Regions from separate parts of the Homo sapiens genome. Here region 2 is linked to region 1. A link is a contact called in ENCODE Hi-C or POLR2A ChIA-PET data. All regions are on one chromosome and are shown on one strand. The core of a region is the stretch at or near the end of the contact, and the rest is flanking DNA. Distances in the headings are between cores, read along the strand shown. Region 1 holds the start of DSCR9 (Down syndrome critical region 9). Region 2 holds the start of VPS26C (VPS26 endosomal protein sorting factor C).

Region 1 (7,805 bases), core at 196-2,695:
GTGAGACCCTGTCTCAAAAAACAAAAAAAAAAATTGAATCATGTATACACTTATATCAAAAACCAATGTACTCCTGATTACCTCAACTTATTATGTTGGGATTATTGAGGTCTATAGTATCTGTATGGTGGAAATACCGTATAATGCAACTCTTCCCAACTCTGTGTTTAGTGGGGTGACACTGGTAGCTTGAAATCAACCATCGTTGGAGTACTAACACCACAGTCATTGGCAAATGCTGTTTTGCTTCCCTGGAAAAGCTGGTAAAGCCTGGAGTTCTGCTGGTCTGGTGGTGCTGGTCTGGTGGTGCTTGATACCTTTCTCATTTCACATTTGAAATGGTGATTCAGGCACTCAGCAAACCCTGCTGGGATGATTTCTGCTGAGAGAGCTCCTTCCCATTGCTCTTTGGCTAGGGTCCTCACTTCCCTTGCCACCGCCTGGCCTTGCCTGGTTCTCTGCCATCCTGGAAAGGAGACACTGCTCTCTGCAGCGTCTCTGGCCCAGAGACAGGCCGAGTCTGTCATTGCATTAGCCTCTTAGTGGTTCCTTGGGGGCCACTCCCAGCAGAACCTCTGTCCCTGCCACAACAGGTCCTGTGCTACGAAACACCAAGGAAGTCCCCTTCCTGCCTCTGGCCAGGCCCTGCCTGAGAGGGTGCATGTGAATGCAAAGCAGGTCTGTTTCAGGAGTGCCCAAAAAGAAGCCACCAGGAGGACACCTCCATGCCAGAGGTGACTCATCTTACCTCCCAGAGGAAGGACTGGGGCCGGTCCCTTGGCCTTGCCAGGACAGCCTCCACAACGAGCAGCTGGTATGGTTACAGGGCTCCTGTGGCAGGCACTTTCAAAGAGACAAGCTTGCTCTCTGTAACATGTGCCTTTGTGTCAAACAGACCTGTCATTGTTTTCAGCAAATACCTTGGGACTTCAGTGCATAAATACCATTCTAGGTATTTTTCAGAAGTTGTGTATAAAGGCATTCTGCCTAATTCCTTCAGTCCTCTATTTCAGTTTCTATTTATTTGGTGTGATAGAAAGCTCTTAATTTAGATCTCCCCACCGCCAGTTCCAAGAAATCTGCCACCAGCTCCAAGCCTCATGTCCTGAAGTGCCACCTCATTCCCGCGGGGTGAGCCAGCAGCCTCTGAAAAGAGGAAGCCATTGAACAGATCACACTGTGCCTCCCGCCGCTGGCTGCCGCCCCAGCGCCAGCAGGACTCCGGCTTTGACTGGGGACTCACTGGAGGCCACATCGCTTTTGCTTCCAGTTTCCAAACTGCCACCACCTCGAAACTGCCAGACCTTTGAAAGCTGAGGCACAGTGCCTCACCCCTTCCTTCAGAAGACTGTCCAGCTCCCCCTCCTTCCCCTCCTCCCTCCCCCACTGGGGACCTCTCCTAGGGGAGGGGTCTGGTGTCCTCAGCTGGCTCCTCTCCACCTTCGCTTCTACCCGGGGGCTCCAGTGCATCTGGCTTTATCTCTGGGGTGAGCCATGCGGCCCTGGTCATCTGGACGGGCCACTGAACTCCACACATTCACCTGTTCACTGGCTCATCCATTCATTCATCTGGTCTCATGTGCTGCCCTGTTCTAGGTGCTTCCATACAAAGGGGACAGAAGAGATGATGGAAGGCCTCAGTACTGCAGGAGGGGAGACGGATGTCATCTACAATCACACAATACATGGGAGGTCACAGGTGATCCCGAGGAAAACGAAGCTGGGAAGGGGATGAGGGAGTCTCTTTGTCTAAACTTGACCCAGGTTTAGACAGAAGCCAGGAACGGCGTCATCTGAGTGCAGCCTGAGGGACGGGGGAGGAGGTAGGGGCAGGGGCGGGCAGTCAGGCAGAGAAGCCAGTGGAGCGATGCCCGCTAGGGTGTTTCCAGAGCCCGAGGAGGCCAGAGCCGCTCTTTGCCTGGAGGATTGTACAGAAGTGGGGATTCCCAGGGGGTGGATGGGGGTGGGGGCTGGGGGGCAGTGGCCTGAGCCTGGCAGCTCAGGGATTCATGCGGCAGGCGGTGCAGCTTGTTGGTCAACCTCATGAAATACTAGTTTTGCACGTGGCCTTAGACTCTGGGGACTTGGTCTGGGGCCAGGTAGGGGGCATTTCTGATGTGATGTCACCTGTGTTACTCTATCCGTCAGGGCCTTACGGAGCCCTTGCTTCCTCCAACACCCCCACCGGCTTTCTCCTGTGGCTTAAAATTGACCTAGTCAGTCCTGCCAGTGGGTCTACCCTGCAGGCCCATGGGAGCACCCATGGATCCCAGTCCTGGCCCAAGCACCTGCCCTCACTGCTACCCACCCCAAGCCATCAGCCTCATTCTCACTTTACCTCCTCACACCTGGTTTCACTGAAGCCTGGGCCAGCCCCCTCAACCCCTTCCCAAGCTCCCATCTACCCCTGCCACAGCCCTGCTCCCTGCAGCAGGGGCCTCAGAAGTTAGTCTCTTGGAGCGCTGGGGTTAAATGAATGTGCCTTGCACATACTAGCTGCTCAGTAAACACAAAAAAACTCAACCCAGGCTCCAGAACAAGAGCCACACCCCACAAGCTGGCTGTGGTGGCCTCTGAATCTGAATTCCCACCTCCATGTGACCTTCCTTAAGCCCCTCACTCCAGCCCTGCTCTTCACCATCTCCCAACATGATATTTACTAATGGTCATTTCAGGTACTGTGTTACCTGTCCACAAACATTGCAGCATTTAATTTCCCCAAGTACCCTATGAAGAAGAGATTACTCTTGCCTGCATTTTACAGACAAGGAAATAAACCTAAAAGGTTAAGTGATTTCCCCAAGGTCATGTAACTGGAAAATGTCAGGATTTGCACTTGCTAAGCCAACTCTCTCCTCTAGCCATTCTGCTTCTTCCTCTTAATACAAAACCCACTTGTCCCCCAAGGTTCAGCTCAGGTTCCCATGCCAAAACCAAACCTTCTTAGGCATGCAGGTGGCAAAAGCCTTGGAACCCCTGTTTACTACTGCTCACCCTCACACCACGGCTGCAGTGGCTTTCCCCTTCACGTTTGCTCATGAGGCTGATGCAGGGCAGGTGAGACCCAAAATCGGGGCTTAGCCCGGGAGGGTTCTTGGCTTCACCCTGGAAAGAATTCAAGGGCAAGCTGGTGGTGTTAAGACAGCAATTTTTATTGAAGCGGCCATGCATAGCGGCAGCACAGGTGCTGCTCCCTGCAGAGCAGGGCTACCCCATAGGCAGTGCGTCCAGAGTAACAGCTCAGAGGCAGTGCTGCAGTCCTATTTATAGCCACTTTTAATTATATGTAAATTAAAGGGCAGATTATGCAGGAGTTTCTAGGAAAAGGGTGGTAACTTCTGGGTTGTTGAGTCCTTGCCATGGGAAGGGGAAGTAATGTCCGGGTGTTGCCAAGGCAATGGTAAACTGACATGGCACACGAGTGAATGTGTCTTATGGACGGTTGCTTCTTTTTAGGACTTTATATATTCTAGACACAAGTCATTTGTCGGATGTGTTTTGTAATTTTTCTTCAAGTCTGTGGCTTGCATTTTCATTTTCTTAACAGTATTTTTTAACGGTCTTTTGAAATTTTGAGGAAAAGTCTTCAATTTTGATGAAGTCCAATTTATTATTTTTTTCTTATTATTTTTATACTTAGTTTTTTTTTTATTTAAAAAAAATCAGCAAGGCTGGGCATGGTGGCTTGTGCCTGTAATCCAGTACTTTGGGAGGCCAAAGTGGGTGGATTACTTGAGTATAGGAGTTTGAGACCAGCCTAGGCAACACAGCAAGATCCCCCCCTCCCCATCTCTTTTTTCAGAAGAAGAAGGAGAAGGAGAAGAGGGAGAGGGAGAGGGAGAGGGAGGGGGAGGGGGAGGAAGGGAAAGGGTGGGGAGGGGGAGGAGGAGGAGAGAAGGAAAGAAGAAGGAGGAAACAAATCTGCCAAACCACCCAAAGTCAATAAGATTATTCTTCTCAAAGTTTTTTAGTGTTCTTACATTTAGGTCTCTGATCATTTTCTAGTTGATTTTTGTATGTGCTATATCATGAGGATTGAGGTTCACTTTCTTTTTGCATATAGTTAACTGGTTATTTCAACTTGGAGCCTTGAAATCATGTAGCGTAAGTCCTCTAATTTTGTTCTTTTCCAATTTTGCTGTTGACTATTCTATTTATTGCCATATTAATTTTACAATTAACATCAATTTTTACCAAAAAGTCTGCTTGGATTTTGATCTAAGCATCTATAGATCAATATAGGGAGACTTGACACCTTTACATGATTGAATCTTCCACTCTGTGAATATGGAATATCTCTCCATTTATTCAGGTATTCTTTAATTTCTTTCAGGAATATTTTGTAGTTTCTGGTGTACACATCTTTCAATCTTGCACATCTTTTGTGAAATTCATCCCTAAGTATTTTCTATTTTTGATGCTGTTAACAATGTTTACTTTAATTTTAATTTCTGATTGTTCATTGCTAGGATATAAAAAAGCAATTGGTTTTTGTATATTTATTTTATATCCTGCAACCTTGCTAAAGCCACTTATTGGTTCTAGTAGCTTCTTTTTATGGATTCTGTAGAATTTTCTACATAAATAATCATGTCATCTGAGAATAAAGATAGTTTAAATTCTTTCTTCCCAATCTGGATGCCTTTTATTTCTTATCTTACTGAACTACATACAATGCAATTAAGTCCAAATGTTGAATAGAAGAGATGAGAGTGGGCAATTTTACTTCATTCTTCATCTTAGACTGAAAGCATTCAGTATTTTACTACTAAGTATAATGTTGATTGTAGATTTTTTGTAGATGCCCTTTAGCAGGTTGAGGAAGTTCTTTTATAGTTCTAATTTGCTGAAAGTTTTTTTTAAATCAGAAGTCAATAACAGATTTGTCAAATTTTTTCTGCAATTTGGATGATTATATGTATCAAATTTTAAGTTTTCCTTGTTTAATCTGTTAATATGATAAATTATTTTTAAATGTTAAGCCAACTTTACTTTCTTGGGATAAACCCCACTTGGCCATCCTTTTTATATTATTGTTGAATCCAATGTTCTAATTTTTGAAGTGAATATTATTTTAAATTGACAAATCATAAGTGTATATATTTATGGGATACATTGTGATGTTTTGATATGTGTATACAATGTGGAATAGTTAAATCAAGCTAACAAATATATCCACCAACTCACTTATTTTTTTGTGGTGATACATCTGAAATTTACTCTTTTAGCTATTTTGAATATACAATGCATTATTAACTGTAGTCACCCTGCTGTGCAAATAGATCTTGAACACTTATTCCTTCTGCCTAACTGAAACTTTTTACCCTTTGACAACGTATTTCCATTCTCTCTCCTGTCCCTACTCCCCAGCCTCTGGTAGACACCATCCTATTCTCTACTTCTATGAGTTTGACTTTTTTAGATTCCATATGCAAGTAAAATCATGTGGTATTTGTCTTTCTGTGACTGGCTTACTTTTTTTTTTTTTTTTTTTTTTTTTTTTTTTAAATGAGACAGAATCTTGCTCTGTCTCCCAGGCTGGAGTGCAGTGGCATGATCTCAGCTCACTGCAACCTCTGCCTCCCAAATAGCTGGGACTACAGGCGTGCGCCACCACACACGGCTAATTTTTGTATTTTTGGTAGAGATGGGGTTGGTCTCAAACTCCTGACCTCAAGTGATCCACCCACCTTGGTCTCCCAGAGTGCTGGGATTACAGGTGTGAGCCACCATGCCCAGCCCGACTGGCTTAACATAATGCCCTCTAGGTTCATCCATGTTGTCATAAATGACAGAATTTCCTTATTTTTTTTTCCATAAGAGACAGCCTTAAATAAAAAAGAAAGAAAGAAAGGGAAAGAAAGAAAGAAGGAAAGAAGGAAAGAAAGGAAGGAGGGAAGGAAGGAAAGAAAGGGAAGGAAGGGAAGGAAGGGCCCTTTTTTTTTTTTTTTTTTTTTTGAGACAGAGTCTCGCTCTGTTGCCCAGGCTGGAGTGCAGTGGCGTGATCTCAGCTCACTGCAACCTCTGCTTCCCGGCTTCAAGCAATTCTCTGCTTCAGCCTCCTGAGTAGCTGGGATTACAGGTGCCCACCACCACGTCAGGCTAATTTTTTGTATTTTTAGTAGAGACAGGGTTTCACCATCTTGGCCAGGCTGGTCTTGAACTCCTGACCCCATGATCCACCCACCTCAGCATCCCAAAGTGCTGGGATTGCAGGCATGAGCCACTGTGCCCAGCCAGAATTTCCTTCTTTTTAAAAGCTGAATAGTATTCCATGGTGTCTATAGATGTATCATATTTTCTTTATCCATCCATCTGTTGATGGTCACCCAGGTTGATTTCATATCTCAGCTATTGTGAATAATGATTCAGTGAACATGAGAGTATGCCCGGCCTCTTTCACTATCAAAAAGATAATAGCCATTGTAACAGGTATAAGGTGATATCTTTGTGGTTTTAATTTGCATTTTCCTGGTTGGGCGTGGTGGCTCATGCCTGTAATCCCAGCACTTTGGGAGGCTGAAGCGAGTGAATCACTTGAGGCCAGGAGTTCGAGACTAGCCTGGCTAACATGGTGAAACCCCATCTCTACAAAAATTACAAAAATTAGCTGGGCATGTGGGCCGGGCGCGGTGGCTCACGCCTGTAATCCCAGCACTTTGGGAGGCCTAGGTGGGCGGATCACCTGAGGTTGGGAGTTTGAGATCAGCCTGACTAACATGGTGAAACCCTGTCTCTACTAAAAATAGAAAATTAGCTGGGCATGGTGGCGCATGCCTGTGGTCCCAACTAATTAGAAATAGTTGTTTCCAATTTCTAATTTTTAAAAGTTTTTTGCATCCATGTCCATGAAGAATATTAATCTATATTTTCTTATATTGTCTTTCTTTGACTTTGATAACAAGGTGATTTGGCTTCATATAATGAACCCAGACATCCTTCCTTCCTCCCTCCCTCTCTCCGTTTCCCTTCCCTTCCCTTCCCTCCCCTCCCCTCCCCTCCCCTCCCCTCCCCTCCCTTCCCTTCCCTTTCCAACAGGGTCTCGGGCCGGGTGCAGTGGCTCACTCCTCTAATCTCAGCACTTTGGGAAGCCGAGGTGAGTGGATCACGAGGTCAGGAGTTCAAGACCAGCCTGGCCAAGATGGTGAAACCCCATCTCTACGAAAAATACAAAAAAATTAGCCAGGCGTGGTGGCAGGCATCTTTAATCCCAACTACTTGGGAGGCTGCGGCAGGAGAATCTCTTGAACTTGGAGGGCGGAGGTTGCAGTGAGCCAAGATTGCGCCACTGCACTCCAGCCTGGGTGACAGAGTGAGACTCTGTCTCAAAAAAAAAAAAAAAAAAAGACAGGGTCTCACTCTGTCGCCCAGGCTGGAGTGCAGTGGTGCAATCCCAGCTCACTGAAGCCTCAACTTCTCAGGCTCAAGCGATCCTCCCACTTCAGCCTCCTGAGTAGTTGGGGCTAATTTTTTTTTTTTTTTTTTTTTGTGTGTGTACACAAAGTTTCTCTATGTTGCCTAGGCTGGTCTCAAACTCCTGGGCTCAAGTGATCCTCCTGCCTCAGACTCCCAAACTGCTGGGATTGCAGGCGTGAGCCACCACACCTGGTTTGGTATTCTTTTCTCTGTGATTTTCTGAAAGAGTTTGTGTGGAATTGGTATTATTTCTTCCATAAATTTTGTTAAAAGTCATCACTAAACCCATGTGGGCCTGTAATGTTGGGTTTTCATTTTGGTTAAGTTCAAAATATTTCCTAATTTTGATCTTCTCTTTAACCCATGAGTTATTTAAAAGTATGCTATTT
Region 2 (7,413 bases), core at 4,614-7,113, 59 kb after region 1:
GACTTGACATTCCGTTATCCCATCACAATCTCACTTTCTTGTTAGTTACTCTTTTTGTAATTCTGCTTGTAAGAAAGTTTCTAAAATTTAAATATTAAAATTAGGAATTTTTGTAAGGCTATGGGTGACAAGAGTTGTTGCTATAACAGAAACTGAAGCACACATTTCTATACAACTCATGTCAAAAAAAAAAATGGAAATTAGAAGATATTTTAAGTTGTACAATGATAGAAAATACTACCAATCAAATCTTGTGGACACAATTTTCAGACTTGGCAGTGAAGCATTATCTCGGGGTCCTCTGACATTCCCACAGTGCATGAGGTTACCAAACCATGAAACCTCATCAAGGTCCTTTGGAGCAGGGTCTTCTCCCAGAATCTAGATGGAGTGATCCTACTTCCAGTCTCCTCTCCAGCAGGATGTGGGTAGGGTTACAAGGGTTTGCCTTACAATAATTCACTCACCTATTAAAAAGAAAAATAAAACTTAAGGTACGAAGTACTACTTAGAGTAGTACTTAGTGGGAAATGTCTACATTTTTAAAAAGGAGGCTACAATTCAATATGCTGAACAGCCAACTTACAAAGTTTAAAAAAAAAGAACATAATAAACCCTAAGAAAACAGAAATATTTTGGAAAGACAGTCAACCTAAGTCACATTAAAAAACTGCTGTTGCTGCCAGATTAGATGAGGATGAGCAACTATAAACACCTGGTCAACCAAGTAAAAGAAACAGTCTAAAGGACTCAGGTTGCGTCCCAAATGTCTGCAAACTCTTCTTCACCAGGTTTACATTGTCTATTCCTCATGACTGAAACCAGCAGTGCATGGTGGGCACTTAGTTTAACACTCAGTTTTCAAAACTAGGTTTGATGAAGCTCCAGAAGGGCCCCCAGCTTCTCCCTTTTCCCCCCAGATGACTATACCCTACTTTATGCTCCTTCATACATCACAGATGCTCTTATTTGAGCACTTGATCATCTTTTTAATCATCTTTTATTTTATATATTTGCCTATCTCTACTAACCTGTAACCCTCATGAGATCAACATACATTGGCTGAATGAAGCTGATTGATTAAATAATATAAAAAAGAATGGGACTGATGAAAATGTTAATATGAAAAGGTATCCAAGATAAAGGTACATTATTAAGAGAACAAGTTGCGTGTGTGTGCACACGTGTGTCTGGAACACTACACAAATCATCAGTGGATACGTCCAAGGGCAGAACAGGGAGTCAGGAAGAGTAAGGAGACTTCACTTTTCATTTTACCTTCTTCTGTAGCACGTTAATTTTTTTTTTTTTTTTTGAGACAGAGTCTTGCTCTGTTGCCCAGGCTGGAGTGCAGTGGTGTGATCTTGGCTTACTGCAACCTCTGCCTCCCGGGTTCAAGTGGTTCTCAAACCTCAGCCTCCCAAGTAGCTGGGATTACAGGCGTGCACCACACCCAGCTAATTTTTGTATTTTTAGTAGAGATGAGGTTTCGCCACGTTGGCCAGGCTGGTCTCAAACTCCTGGGCTCAAGTGATCTGCCTACCTCGGCCTCCCAAAGTGCTGGGATTACAGGTGTGAGTCACCGCACCCAGCTGGGATATTACATTTTAACGTTTATATTTTTTAAATGCTTCAACTGTAATTTTTAAAAAATCATTTTGTCAGTGAGTATTTTTTCTTAAAAAAAAGGTCAATTTTAAATCTAAGTATAACTTAGGTTTCTCTGGTGTCCACAGAATCAAGCCATTTTCAAATGCTTCCACAACTAAGATACTGAAAAGCACAATAACAGAATCAGCATATATTCAAAGTAGAAGTCATATCAGTCTCTTTTTATTGAAATATCACAATGTTATTCACAGCACTCCTACGAAATGAATAACAACATTTCTATATTACAAATTCCTCCATTTTGCATAAATGGCCACTCCTAGGGAGGCAGAATAATAGAGTGTTCAATGGACATGCTTTGAACTGGAACTGATCTGAGTTGGAATCCAGACTCTGTCCAATTAGTCGGGTGAAGTTCTTCAACTTGTCTAGTTGGGTTATGAAATTCATCAACTTGTCTAAGCCACCATTTCCTCATTAGAAAAATGAGAGTGATACTGCCTGGCTGTCAAACCCTACCCCAGAACCTCTGCTGGAACATAAGCTTGCCTTATGTGCTTACGCTGACAAACACGTTTCACTTGAAAGACAATCACTTAATGACCTCAAGCCTGGGATAGTACTGCTTAGGATCAGGCTAAAGTAGGTGGCAGTCACCTCAAGCAACCCATAAGAATTGTAGGCATGGTGCTCTGGCAGGTCCATAGGTAAGTCAAATCTTTGGTAACTGAATCTTTACTGTCACTGTTGAGATGTACGGAGAAAAGAGAAAATGTGTATGCTATCAGCTCCATTGCAGCCAGCTAAGGGTGAGGAGGATAGGAGAGAAGGGCCGCTTCTCCCACAACCACAGCGCAAACTAGATGTGACATATGCACTGTCTGCAGTCAATGAGGCCTCCTCAAGGACCAGACAGCAAGGATCCTGCTACGTGAGGCTTGGAAAACAGCCATGACAGTGCTGGCTGCCTACTCCACCTACCCTGAATTACAGATCATGGAGTCTAGCACATGAGTCATGGGCACACATGTCAGAGATTTTTGTCAATTGATTAATTAGTTTAATAACTTTCTCTTTTCTGTCGCCTTTTAAAAAAACATAGCAACCATCTATTTGGAAGTTATACTGGTTTTTCTTTTATATTCACCATATAAGGTTTCCTTTAAAATGCATGTAAGTATAAAAAGTGACTGAAGGTTGAGAGAAGCTGCCTTCAGCCATCAATTGCAGATGCTGTTCCTTATACTAGCACCAGGAGATGTAGTCTAAGGGACAGAGCTGACTCTGTCTTCAACTCTGTGACCCGCAGGAAGTGGTCCTGGCTGTGTATGACTTCTGCTGGGGCAACTTTACCATTCCACTGCTTGTGTCTTTTCTAATGTACTTTTCATTACTTGTATCATATTTAAAACCACAGAAAATATCTCAGCATCCCAGCTGGAGTAACATTTCTGAAGAGAACATGCTAACTTGTTAATGAAATAATGAATACTAAAGTTAAATGCATATATAGTCTCCTGTCACTGCCCTCCCATTGTTATTTTGAAACATTTCCAAGCTCCAGAAAAGTTACGAGAATACAAAGTAGTGGAAAAATTGGAACCGTCATACAGTGCTGGTAGACTGTAAAGTGGTGCAGACATTTTTGGAAAATAATTTGGCAACTCTTCAAAAAGTTAAAGTAGCTCAGCAAAATCCACTCCTAGGTATATATCCAAGAGAAATGAAAACATCCTCTCACATAAAAACTTGTACTAGAATGTTCATAACATTATTAATAGCGAAAAGGTAGAAATAACTCCAATGTCCATCAAGAGACCAGTGGTTAAACAAAATATGATCTATCCATACAATGGAATATTATTCAGCCACAGAAAGGAATGAGGAACTGACTCATGCTATGACAAGCATGAACACTGAACATTACTCGAAGTAAAAGAAGCCTGTCAGTCAAAAGGGCCACATAGTGTACGATTCCATTTATATGAAATGTCAAGAATAGGCAACTCCAGAGACAAAGTCAATTTGTGACTGCCAGGGGTCAGGAGGGAGGGGGAATGAGGAGTGACAGCTAATGGGTTCAGGGTTTCTTTTTGGGGTGAAAATGTTCTAGAATTAGATCGTGGTGATGGGTGTGCAACTCTGCAAATACACTAAAAAACTACTGAATTGTATACTTTCAAAGGGTAAATTTCGTATTTTAAATTATCTTTATAAAGCTGTTTTTAAAAAGAATACAAAGTAGACCCATGTAGCTTTTAACTTCATTCAGCAATTGTTAGTATTTTGCCACATTCACTTTCTTTCTCCTATACACATATGTGCATAAACATATGTGCACAGTCTACGGCTTGACACTTTGATCCTAAATACTTCAGCATGTGGAGTATTCTACATAACCAAAATATAAATATTACACTGGAGAAATTCAACACCAATATACAACAATTATAGTCCATAGTCGAATTTATATTTTATCAGAAATTAAGCATTCTATTTGGTTCTCATGTCCCTTTAGTCTTATAGTCTAGAAAAATTATCTCGCCTTTATTTTTTGACACTGATATTTCCGAAGAATCCACGCTACTTGTTTCACAGAATGCCCTTCAATTTGGATATTCCTTATTGTTTCCTTATGAACTGATACGGATTAAACATTTTTGGCAGGAATACTACATAGGTGAGTTGTGGCCTTCTCTGTGCATCATGCCAAGGGGTACCGAATGTCAGTCGTCTCATTAGTTGTGATGGTGAAGTGGTGTTCATTGTTGTGCTTGGCTAGAGGAGTGTGACTACCAGATTTCTCCATTATAAAGGTAGCTTTTTCTCTTTTTTTTTTTTTTTTTTTTTTTTTGAGACGGGGTCTCACTCTGTTGCCCAGGCTGGAGTGCAGTGGCACAATCTCGTCTCACTGCAGCCTCCGCCTCCCGGGTTCCAGCGATTTTTCTGCCTCAGCCTCCCTGGTAGCTTGGATTAGAGGCGTCCGCCACCACGCCCGGTTAATTTTTGTATTTTTAGTAGAGACCAGGTTTCACCATGTTGGCCAGGCTGGTCTCGAACTCCTGACCTCAGGTGATCCGCCCGCCTCGGCCTCCCAAAGTGCTGGTAATACAAGCGTGAGCCACCGCGCGGGCCAGATTTTTCCCTTTGTAATTAACCATCAAGGGGATGACCATTTGAGCTTGTGTAAATAAGAGCAGGCTTCCCTAGTTGTCTTTTGCCCAAAAGTTTTAGCATCCATCCAAGACCTTTGTCTGAAATTCTGTCCCTTTTGAGATTACTTTGCATTAATATGACCAACCACTGCGATCAATTTTATTCCAAAGAGTGTTGGGGCTGTGATTTCAACCCTAGCTGCACATATATCACCGGTATCGCTGGGAGTGGAACCCAAGCAATCATATTTTAAAATTCTCCAGGATGACTGATTCTGATGTAGAGTAAGGGTTGAGATTCCCCGAGTTAGAGGAACCTTACAACACCCTCATTTGCAAATAAGGACACTGAGGCCCAAGGAGGTTAAATGACTGGCCAATGTCACAAAACCTGTTAATGGCATAGTCAAGATTTTACTTTTTTATACTTGCATTTTAATAGCCATTCCTTTGTGTCAGTCGAAGAATAAAACCAGAAAAAGCAGTAACTTTCGTAGTATGTTAGTATGTTGTTAAAAGTGACTACCATCTAATATATGCTGCCGCCAGACATACCCATTTCTGCTTCCAAGGTTTGTTTTAGCTTTCGTTCATTAGACCTTTGCGGTCACCTTAGGAGAGAGGGAAAGGGGAGTTTGGTCGTCAACTCCTCCGCCCTCAGCGCTCACTGAGGGAGCTCAAGCCTGAGAACCCAACACCGCCGGGTGTTCAAGGGGCCAGATGGGAAGAGCGCAGCCCCGGAGCTGGGCGCCTGCCCTGCACGTCCCGCAGATGCGGCGGCGGCGCCTGCCCTGGGGCCTCCTCGCAGGGCAGCCAGCCTCGCGCGGGAAGCACCTGGCGGGGACGCACCTGGCGGGAACGCACCCACCTTGGCGGAGACGCACCTGGCGGGACAGCCCTGCCCCGCCTAGGGACGCGGGACGTGCGCAGAGCGATGGAGACAGCGGAACCTGCAGACCCGCCCAACCCCACCTCCATCCCCACCCCCAGCCCCCACTTACCCCGGCGTGATAAACTTTATTCGCTCTTTTAATCTTGATGTCCAGGGCGGTCCCCATCTCCAATTCTCCGCAGCAGCCGCCACTTCCGGCTGCGCGTGACCCCAGGGAAACAAGGGGCGCCTCCCCGCTTCGTTCTGGGCCCCGCCCCTTTCCCTCTCTGCCGGCAGTGGCTCACGTGACCTCGCAGCGGCGTCGCACACACTCCCTAGCTCCGAGGGGCGAATGCCCACGCCTTCCTCCTTCCGGCACAAGAGCCGGCCTTAGTGCGGGCCGAAGCGCTGTCACGGTTCACCCCGCCCCCTCTGGGCGTGAAAGACGGGGCCAAGCTAGCCCCACCCCTTCCGTAGGGACAGTCTTACGCCGGAAATGCTCCTTTGCTGTCCGGGTTAGCGGAGGGAGGGAGGAACGGCTCTCCCCGCGTGCCCCGCGGCTGGAGGCGGAGCCGAGCCTGTCTGTCGGTTGCAGCCTGCGCAGGAAGGATGACGCTCCCGTCAGGCTGTGCGGCGCAGACGGTCGCCCAATGGAGTTGTCTTTCAGGAGGTTTTAACTTGGTAATGCCTGCCCTCCTCAAATGTCCTTAGTCTCCTCAACTCTAGCCCTCCACCGCTTTCTCCCTGGGGTTCTGAAGAGCCGGCGCCCCCTTGTCTGTCTGCGGCCAGGCGCCGCACCCTGCCCTTCCCGCGGGAGCGGTTCCGGTCACCCTCAGGGGTGCGGCCCCTGCGTGCTAGTCCTGCAAAGCGCTGATTGGCCGGCGGCTCGGTTGCCTCGCGTCCCAGCGCCAGCTGGGCCTAGGGCCAAGGTCTCGGGAAGCGCCGGGTGACCTCGCTCCTCTCGGAGCCGCGGGCGCTGGGTCACCCGCCAGCCGGGCTCCGCGGGCCGCGAGGGATTGTGGGTGTTCCCCAGGCGCGTGTCCTGGAACCGGGTGTTAAATATTCAGATCCGTGCGCCCCGCGTGAAGGGTGGAAAGGCACGGCCCCCAGGCTCTGGGGCTTGGAGATTGGTTGCAAATGAAAGACTGAAAGCTGGAGTGAATCTGCCTATTATTTTTATTCCCAGCAACAGCTGACCCCAGATACAGTTTGTGGGGGTGGGGGGCGTTACTGCAGGGCAGGGCAGTGCACTGTTAACGTACTTCGTTTATTGAGTTAAAATCTCTTGTAAATGTTATAAATGAGGATTTTGCCAATAAGCAGAAGGTCAAATTTCATTTTGACAAATGATTTAATTAAATAATGCGGTGAAAAGTGCTTTTTGTTTAAATTCTTTGCTTTTTGTTTAAATTCTTTGATTCTGATCATTATTTTTTAAAGTGCATTGCTTTTGGGATAACATCAGAAACTATCTGTAAAAAGAATTAGTATCACGAATGCCTCCCTCTTAAGAATATAAAATGTTTTACAGGCCAGCAGTGATGGTGCTGCAGCTACAATTGCATTTGAAGGTTAATAAATGGTATTTTCAAATATTCAGGTCTTGGTTTGCAGCTCCTCTCTGCCCTCAGGGCTTTGGTCTCTGTCTTCAATGTTTTCCTGGCAATTCAAAACTCAGCGATTTTAGAACAATTCATTAGGGACTTGAAAATCACAGTCTAGTCTATTTGAATTCAAGAAGTGGATCCCTTTCCGCTAGACTCACCCATCATTTTC

What was found. Hi-C counts contacts between places; a loop is a spot of excess contacts on that map. ChIA-PET counts read pairs that join two places held with the same protein, here RNA polymerase II (POLR2A). Pooled maps may share reads with other maps.
Region 2: a loop to region 1 is called in a map of gastrocnemius medialis, with 9 times the contacts of the local background. The contact joins the promoter of VPS26C here to the promoter of DSCR9 in region 1. A Hi-C loop is called at or near these places in 9 of 168 maps with a recorded cell type or tissue (B cell, CD14-positive monocyte, GM12878 and 6 more), 33 of 37 single-sample maps with no recorded cell type and 17 of 50 pooled maps. POLR2A ChIA-PET finds 5 or more read pairs at or near these places in 15 of 52 experiments (AG04450, CD4-positive, alpha-beta T cell, CD4-positive, alpha-beta memory T cell and 11 more).

The regions. Positions count from the first base shown.
Region 1 is chr21:37,207,058-37,214,862 of GRCh38, forward strand. It overlaps DSCR9 (Down syndrome critical region 9), which reads left to right and starts at 1,446. Exons shown (of 3, transcript NR_026719.2): 1 at 1,446-1,487; 2 at 1,597-1,699. RefSeq lists enhancers at 110-946, 1,245-1,434.
Region 2 is chr21:37,261,471-37,268,883 of GRCh38, forward strand. It overlaps VPS26C (VPS26 endosomal protein sorting factor C), which reads right to left and starts at 5,864. Exons shown (of 8, transcript NM_006052.2): 1 at 5,768-5,864. The coding sequence starts at 5,824. RefSeq lists silencers at 5,460-5,769, 6,510-6,669 and an enhancer at 5,910-5,969.